Linked DNA regions of Homo sapiens: region 1 is linked to region 2. The links are chromatin loops, found by intact Hi-C in ENCODE. Cell type or tissue: HCT116. All regions are shown on one strand. Each heading gives the region's core, and the rest is flanking DNA. Links, peaks and the distances in the headings are about the cores only.

The links. Peaks named below come from ENCODE experiments on the same cell type or tissue, not always from the same donor. Only the 100,000 strongest peaks of a DNase experiment are listed, where the experiment ranks them.
Region 1: a loop joins it to region 2, with 4 times the contacts of the local background. A loop is called at or near these places in 1 of 110 quality-filtered maps.

Annotation. Positions count from the first base shown.
Region 1 is chr5:79,362,698-79,367,100 of GRCh38, forward strand. LOC101929201 (a long non-coding RNA gene) reads right to left here and starts at 2,403. Exons shown (of 5, transcript XR_007058838.1): 1 at 2,363-2,403; 2 at 830-904. In HCT116, for the core only: no CTCF peak of the experiment used is centred there; no DNase peak of the experiment used is centred there.
Region 2 is chr5:79,418,518-79,422,920 of GRCh38, forward strand. The region is part of intron 5 of HOMER1 (homer scaffold protein 1); the gene reads right to left. Among named protein-coding and RNA genes, the nearest start is that of HOMER1, 93 kb to the right of the region's middle. In HCT116, for the core only: no CTCF peak of the experiment used is centred there; DNase peaks (open chromatin) are centred at 1,904 and 2,204; H3K4me3 peaks cover 738 bases; H3K27ac peaks cover 552 bases.

The sequences.
Region 1 (4,403 bases), core at 84-4,083, 56 kb before region 2:
TTCACCATGTTGGCCAGGCTGGTCTCAAACTCCTGACCTCAGGCGATCCACCTGCCTCGGCCTCCCAAAGTGCTGGGATTACAGGCATGAGCCACCGTGCCCGGCCAGGGTTTCTGTTTCTTGATCCACCTGATTTATGCTGGCATTTGCTTAGACAGTGGGCTCCCTCTGGCCCCTTTCTCTGCCAGCATCCACTGAGATGTCCATCTTGTCTTTGGTCCCATATCCACCCAGGTGAACGTGTGTCCTCATATCTAACACAGTAGCTCTTTTGTCATACCTGCTGGAGCAGTGGGACACGGAAACATTTCAGATGCTTTCCGATGCCACACTGGGGCTCCAAGAAATGTGTTGGGCCCCTCTTAGCTTAAAAACACCATGTTGTCATTTCTACTCAGTGGCTGCTGCATCACCCTGGCCCAAGGGAACTCTTCTGTAGGTCACACCTGGAACTTGAGGCATGGGCGTCCTCTGCTCTTCAATCTCCTATCCTGTCTGAAGGTTCACTTTTTTACCCTCCCTGCTCCCATCTAAGGCTGATGTACTAGACAACCGGAGAAAGGAGGTTGTGCTCAGGGCTCTTCCATAGTGATATTTGCCACCCTCTCATTTCCTTCCACTCTCCTTCCTTGCTACGTGGGGGGTGTCATTAAAAAAAAAAAGTCTCATTTGAGGTGGGAAATTCAAAAGTAGAGAACTGACCCTTTCATTACTACAGTAATAACCCAAAACTGAGGGCCAAGTGCATAGAATACATTTGTTGAAAGGAAGAATAAATGCCAGGAAAGCAGCAGAAATCCAAATTTCAAAATATCATCCCATCACGTACCTCTTGAACATCTCTCATATTCAGTTCAGCTGTTTTTGCATCATTTACAGTTTTCTGTGTCTCTTACCTGGATTGCTACAATTAAAAAAAAAAGATCTTCCTGAATATGGTTTTCTATAAGCTTTCTTGTTTTAAGAAACTATTATTAATTTTTATAAAGATGAGGTCTCACAATGTTGCCCAGGGTGGTCTTGAACTCCTGGGTTCAAGCAATCTTCCTACCTCGGCCTCCCAAAGTGCTGGGATTATAGGCATGAGCCATTGCACCTGGCCTCCCATAAGCTTTTTTTTTTTTTTTTGGACAGAGTCTCACTCTGTCACCCAGGCTAGAGAGCAGTGGTGTGATTTCAGCTCATTGCAATCTCTGCCTCCTGGGTTAAAGTGATTCTCATGTCTCAGCCTCCCGAGTAGCTGGAATTACAGGCAAGTGCCACCATGCCTGGCAAATTTTTGTACTTTTAGTAGACAGGGTTTCATCATGTTGGCCAGGCTGGTCTCAAACTCCTGACCTCAAGTGATTCGTCCACCTCGGCCTCCCAAAGTGCCAGGATTATATGCGTGAGCCACCACGCCTGGCCCCATAAGCTTTCTTTAGGCCATTCTTGATACTGTAGCCAGAATGTTTTACTGTCTCTAAAATGTGCATCCAGTCATGCTATGTCTCCTCCTCAAAGGTTTCAGTGGCTTTCCACTGCCTTTGGGAAAAGTCAGAACTGCTGAGGACATGAAACAAAGTCCGTAGTCTGGACTCTATGACTTGCTCTGATTCCCCAAGCTCAGCCAGAGTGTATGTCAGGACTGTGAATTCAAATGTGTGGCTTGCTTTCCTCCATCACTCCAATCTTCAAAGTGAACATCTATTCGTCTTTTACACTTAGTTCCAATGTTACCTTCTCAGTGATATTGGCTAATTCTCTCCTGTGTATATACCTTTCATAACAGCATTGATGTATGATTGCTTCTTGGTTAATATGCATGCTTCCCTCATTAGATTATAAGCTTCTGGAGGATAGGGCTGTGTCTTCCCATCTTTGCATTCCAGTGCCTGGCAGAGTGCCTAGTGACATTGTAGGTATTCACAAGATGTTTGACTGAACAGCAAACTGGCAGAGGATGCTGTCAGAAGAAAAGCCACCAATCAGGAGACAAAAGGCTCTTGACATAAGAGAGAGAAATGTCTGGATATACTGGGGTTCAAACATTTCCCTATTCCTTCTTTCCTTTTTAATCCTACCTTTTTCTTTCCCACTTTGAAGGCTACAAAGCACAGCACTTTGGGTTTTAAACTTGGTGATCACCAAGCATCTCCAGATGGTGACACTGTACAATAGCTGAAAGACCAAGTCACCGAGCAAACGTTAAAATTTACATGTGGTGGCCAGGCGTGCTGGCTCACACCTATAATCCCAGCACTTTGGGAGGCCAAGGCAGGTGGATCACTTGAGGTCAGGAATTCAAGATTAGCCTGGCCAACATGGCAAAACCCCGTTTCTACTAAAAATACAAAAATAAGCTGGGTATGGCGGTGCGCACCTGTAATCCCAGCTACTCGGGAGGCTGAGGCAGGAGAATCACTTGAACCTGGGAGGCAGAGGTTGCAGTGAGCTGAGATCTTGCCACTGCACTCCAGCCTGGGCAACAGAGCGAGACTCTATCTCAAAAAAATAAAATAAATATAAAATAAAATAAAATAAAATTACACGTGGCGTCTTCTCTTTTCTAAGGCAGTAAACATGAACAGTCATTTAACACATTTATTGTGCAATTATTATGTCCAAAGTATGTTGCTAGATGTTGTTTGAGTATAATTTGGGAAGATTTTCATCAAGGCTAGTAAAACTTATTTTTGAGTTTTAGTTTTCAGGAACATTTGTTCATCCACAGTTCATTCTCCCCAGTGAGAGAAGGCATTAGAAGCACTGCAAGACGTTTGGTGACTAGGCACTGATTATTCCTGAATATTGCTAACATTTAACAAGTAGCTCAAGGTGGGGAAGAAGGGGGTAAGATGAAAATGAAAAGAAAAAATAGTGAAATGTTTAAATAAATCATATATATCCATAAAATGAAATAATACTCTGAAGGAGTTCGGAGGAATCAGGCTGATCTGTATGTACCAACTTGGACAGATCATCTAATAAGATTAAGTTAAAAAAGGCACACTGTAGAATAAAACATACCATATGATAAAATTTATGACTCTTTGCCCTCCAAAACTACATGTTTCTATAAGTACATACATATTGTATACAAATGCATACAAAATGCTGAAAGGATAGACATTAAAGAGCTTATAGTAACAGTTTTTAGGGATAGAACTGAGAGGTCAAGGATGATTTTTGCTTTATCTGTATTATTAAAAACAATTACAAAAAGAAAGTATACATGAACCACTTATATAATTAAAATTAAACTTGTTTCTCCTAAAAAAATAAGTAGGGTGAAATTCGAAGACATAATACTATTGTGAAATGGAAAACCATTCGATCCTTCTCATTAAGTGATAGGTTGCTAAATACTGAAAATTGATAAACTTTTGTACCTGCCTTCTTAAAAAATACCCACAGGTCATGGTTCAGGCATGATGGAGAAAGGCACAGAGGAGGCAGAGGACCTGTGTTTTATTCCTGGTTCTGCCTCCTGTTTGGCTGATCACTTTATCTTGCTGAACCTCAGACTCCCCATCTATAAAATGGGGATAACGATAACACTGAGGTCATGAAATTGTATGAAAACTGTTGTGAGATGGAGTAGTTGGCCATGCACCATAGTCTAGGTAGTTCTATGCCTTATACTATTATGTATAACGCTGAGATTTTAATGCACAGATTGTAATTGTAAAATAAAGGCTCTGCTACAGGAGACCAAGATTAATCACTAAGTAGAAAAATATAAACAAAAGTTGTTTAAAAGTTAAACTTTATTAGACAATTTGCAAGTGATTTGCAAATTCTGTGGGTTATTTGGAGCCAATGTTGAGTACTGATCGCTCCTTTTTTCTTCCTGGACCGTCGAACATGCTCAATTTGTTGACCAAGTAGTGTAAGTCATATTCTACTCAAATTCAGACTAATTTTAATTGTAACTTAAACTAGAAATAAAAATCAAATATCATACAGTAGTCTAAAACCAAATACAAAGAGTATAATTTGAGAGCACTTCTATCAGAGATAATTTGTAAGCAGTTAAGTTTATGAGTAAATATGAAAAAAAGAGGACCATTTAAGATAACAGAAATATTAACTCTCTAAACTTTCTATAGCAATGCAAACACAAAGTTACGTGGTCCTCGTGATATAATCAGTATCAAAATAATACATGTAAAAAGAAACACACAATACACATAAGCCTCTAAAACTTGACTTTGAAGAGAGGCAAATAAGCTACAGAAAGAAAGTGGTGTTGGTTAACTTCTTCTTAGCTACACCTCCCCAACCCTTAAAAACGACAACATCAAAGCCCCATATATTAACAGAAGGCATGGGATGTCACACTTAAGCAGTTAAGTCATTCAAAATAAAATTATTTTCATAAACAAACATTTGAGACTAGGTTTACAGAAGACAGAAGTTAT
Region 2 (4,403 bases), core at 83-4,082:
GTGACAGTCTTGAGCATATTACTCACAAAAACTCAGCTTCCCTTAATCTAACACCCTCTTTTGTAATCTGTGACTTTGAAAGAATTTTTCTTTGTATGACATTGTCATGTATGATATCTGGACCAGTGACTTGGGCTTCCTTTAACCTAAGTATGAATTAACTAACACAGGCTATTAAATTCAGATGCTGTAATGGATGGGTACTTTGTCTTCCATACCACAGCAATATTAAGACGCCCACCCGTAAGGTTTTTCAAACTGAACTACAATGTCTTTTTTCACATGTGCTATTCCTTTGCTCTGTTACCTTAGGGGTAATTTACAATTGGCTATATGCAGTTATATATAAGGGTGTTGAGAATGCCACACAGAGATCACTGAAAAATAGGTGACTACTTTTAAACTAGTTTAGAATATGCTGTAATCAAAAGGAAAAGTTGGGATCAAATTATTTAATAGCCTGGTAAAGTATGGATTAAACAGATTTAAGTTATTATTCCAAGGGCCTTAAATATCATTGCAAAATTTGCAAAACATATTTCAAAATGCAGAATAGTTACAAATATGGATGGACAAATAAAATAGAAAGGATGTCTATATTTTTTTTTAAGGATATGGAAATAATAGACATCTATCATTAATACCTGAAAGACTTTACATTGTAGAGATGGATGACTGCATGCTTTGCCTATATTTATATGAAAAGTAAATAATTTTACAATAGTATATGAACATGGATATCTGTGGAACTACTTCAGGCCTTACTATTAACATTTGCTAGACTGCTTTCTATGGATGAATGCAGATTCTACTAAAACTAGACTCTAAGTACTAAAATGTGCTTCTATAGGTTTACTTAGCTTATTAACAGCTTTCAGAAAACCATCCCAAATGACCACATATTCCCAAGCTTGAGAGGGGCTTTTATCATATACATTATGGTCACCCATATTAGTGAACTGCTTACGTAAAAGTTTTATGAGCTTGTGGTAAGTGGTATTTTCCCTATCTTTCAACCAGTTAAATTATATCTCTGTAACTATTACTTATTTAGAGAAAACATACTAAAGCCTTAGGAGACATTCTATATAGATCTGGAAGCGTATCTGCCATGCTGAGTATTCTTCAAGAATAATATTAAAATGACTTGTGGCAACAAACTTCATATGCAAGCTAAAAAATGTTAATCTTTTCAGAGTAATCACTCTTTCAAATGCATTTTTGTAAAAGTGAATAAATTCAAGAAGAAAAACACTTATTCTAGATTCCATTTACTAATACTACTTAACATGATATTCACAGAGGATCTTAACAAACAGTGCTAAATGACTTCTGGATTTTAACACGGAAGTACCTCTTCCTTAAAATTTTTAGCAACTGAGAACTATATGACAAATTTCTATACAATTTGGGCATTTATATATCTTGACTCATGGGTTTCATTTGGAGAAGATGTAAAATGATTAAAGAAGCATTCTTTTTTTTATCTGCATTACGATTTGCATTTCTAATTTATTTAGACATGTGATGCTAGTATTGTGACGGTCATGTACAACTAAATAGGCTATCAGTTTGTGTAACTTCTGAACTTAAGCAATCAATGTATTAAATGTAATAAATCAACATCTATTGTCTTTTATGTATCTGATATTTTGGAGGATACAGATGTTATTGGCTAGTGAACAGAAATATCTTTATTTCTTCCTATTTCCTTACTCTCAAAGCTAAATAGTGAACAATTCTCTCATTTATTCCATCCCAGTCTTTATAGATTCTTTCCAGTTGTCACTACCACGACCTCAGATGAGGGCACTAAAACACCTAACTGCTTCAAAGGCCAAAGCAGATGCCCCTCCCTCTGCCAGAAGCGCTCCTTCCCCACTTCACAGGCCAACTTCTACCCACTGGAAGGATGAGTTATGTATGACTCCACAAGGAGCCTACTTTCATGATCCAGCCATACCACCGCCTGCCCTCTTCCCTCACTTTGATCTCTTCTTTTGTGGCACTTTCCATAACAGTAATTATATAGTTATGCAATTATTTCTCTTATTCCCCCACTGAAGTTTAAACACTATAAGAACAGAGACTGTTTACCTGTTCACTAATGTTTGCCTGGCACTCAAATATTTGTTAAAACTGTAAAGGAAGTATCACATCAGAGAATGTTGGAGTAATCATGGAGAGAGCTTGGGGACTGTTCTTAGAGTTTCCAGAGCACCCCATGGATCACTACCTCCACATCATCCATACTGGTTATATATTCTGCTGTCTCATGAAGCTCCTCGAAGGCAATCTTATTCACCTTTCACCTGGCACAAAGACATGCTCCATACATGATTTTGAACTAAGTAGTATTAAAATGGACCTATGCCAAAGAGTTGCTCATGCTCAGTCTGGACACTAACTGCTTACATGTGTGTGCTCATGGTGATTTTAGATGCATAACTTGCTAGTTAAATGATTTCTAATTCATATGATTATATATGTATACAACATGCCTACAAAATACTCCACAAAGATAACTGTGCTTTCCAGGTACTCCCAGACTCTTGATATGTTTCAGTCACTGGTTTACAATAGAACTACTTTTGAGCTCTTTATTTTCAAATAAAATTTAGAAACTATTTTTGAACTATTAGGGCAATATTTTGCAGAATACCTTTGAAGCTATGTTACAAGTTTCAACTTTCTACTTCCAAGAAATGACTTTTGTTACAAAGTGCCCCCAGATGCTGTAAGGTTGAGATACCCTTACATTCAAATCCGAAAACTTGTAGAACAAGTGTTCCAAATGTTTAGTTATGTTATGCTGGTTTCAGAAACATAAGCTTAACTCTCAGTGGAACTGAAAGCTTTAGCCAGCTACTTGGTAAACATGCAGACTGGATTCTTAGCTATACTACTAAATCAATAGACAAAAGAGCAAAGAAATAATATAACATATAAGGAAAGTTTACTATGGCCTATAATCATGTAAATTACCTTAATCTAAGATTCTCTAATACTTTTGCTTTGTAAATATAAACTACCAGTTACATAATCAAGAATACTATGAGCACACACACACACACTAAACCCTGTTATTTTTCTTTTTTTTTTTTTGAGAAGGGGCCTTGCTCTTGTCGCCCAGGCTGGAGTGCAATGGCGCAATCTTGGCTCACTGCAACCTCCATCTCCGGGTTCAAGTGATTCTCCTGCCTCAGCCTCCCGAGTAGCTGGGATTACAGGCACCCGCCACCATGCCCAGCTAATTTTTTTGTATTTTTTAGTAGACACGGTGTTTCTCCATGTTGGCCACACTGGTCTCAAACTCCTGACCTCAGGTGATCAGCCTGGCTCAGGCTCCCATAGCACTGAATTACAGGCATGAACCATCGGGCCTGGCCAATACTTTTCAATGTAAATAGTTATAAAAATCAACATAGGCCGGATGCAGTGGCTCACACCTCTAATCCCAGCACTTTGGGAGGCCAAGGAGGGTGAATCATTTGAGGTCAGGAGTTCGAGACCAGCCTGACCAACATGGTGAAACCCTATCTCTAAGAAACATACAAAAATTAGCTAGGCATGGTGGTGCACGTCTTTAATCCCAGTTACTCAGGAGGCTGAGGTGGGAGAATCACTTGAACACGGGAGACAGAGGTTGCAGTGAGCCAAGATCGTGCCACTGCACTCCAGCCTGGGTGACAGAGGGAGGCTCCATCTCAAAAAAATTAAAAAAAAAAAAATCAACATGACTGTGCTGACTTAACTGAAATACACAGTTATTTTCTTAAATAAATTAAATGCCTACAGACTCAATACTCATTGAATTTCAACTACACATTTTAAAGATTCATAACTTATTTTTGCATCAAATAGTGAATCAATATTGTTAATTATCATCTTTTTTATATTTGGTCTCCATATGGTGACTTAAAATTTCTTCAAGACAGGTTAAGGAAAGACTGAAGTACAGAAGCAAGGGATTAAAGTTCTAATTCTGGTACCTATCTATAGATTTTAGAAAAATTCCCTGACCATATGCTTTGGATTTTTCTTCCTGAAAAAGCAGAAATTGTATCCATTCTACTTCTCATGAGACAATTGTCAAAAAAAAAAGAAAAAAACAGTAGAGATAAAACTATAAAAAATAAAAATTATGAAAACACAGGATTAAATATAAACCCAAGTAGGCCCTTTAATGAATAGACTTCTATACACTATACCATCTAATTTTTGGAAGTACTAAGGATAGTGTTCACTACCTAGCATTTAAAGTTTTATACTAATATTGCTGAATAAATGGACTCTTAAAAGATGATCTCTTTTTTTTTTTTTTTTTTTGGCTAGTCAAGTAAAACAGTGGGAGTGGAGACAAGATGATCTCTTAAGGAAGAAACATGAAGAACAACAAAGAT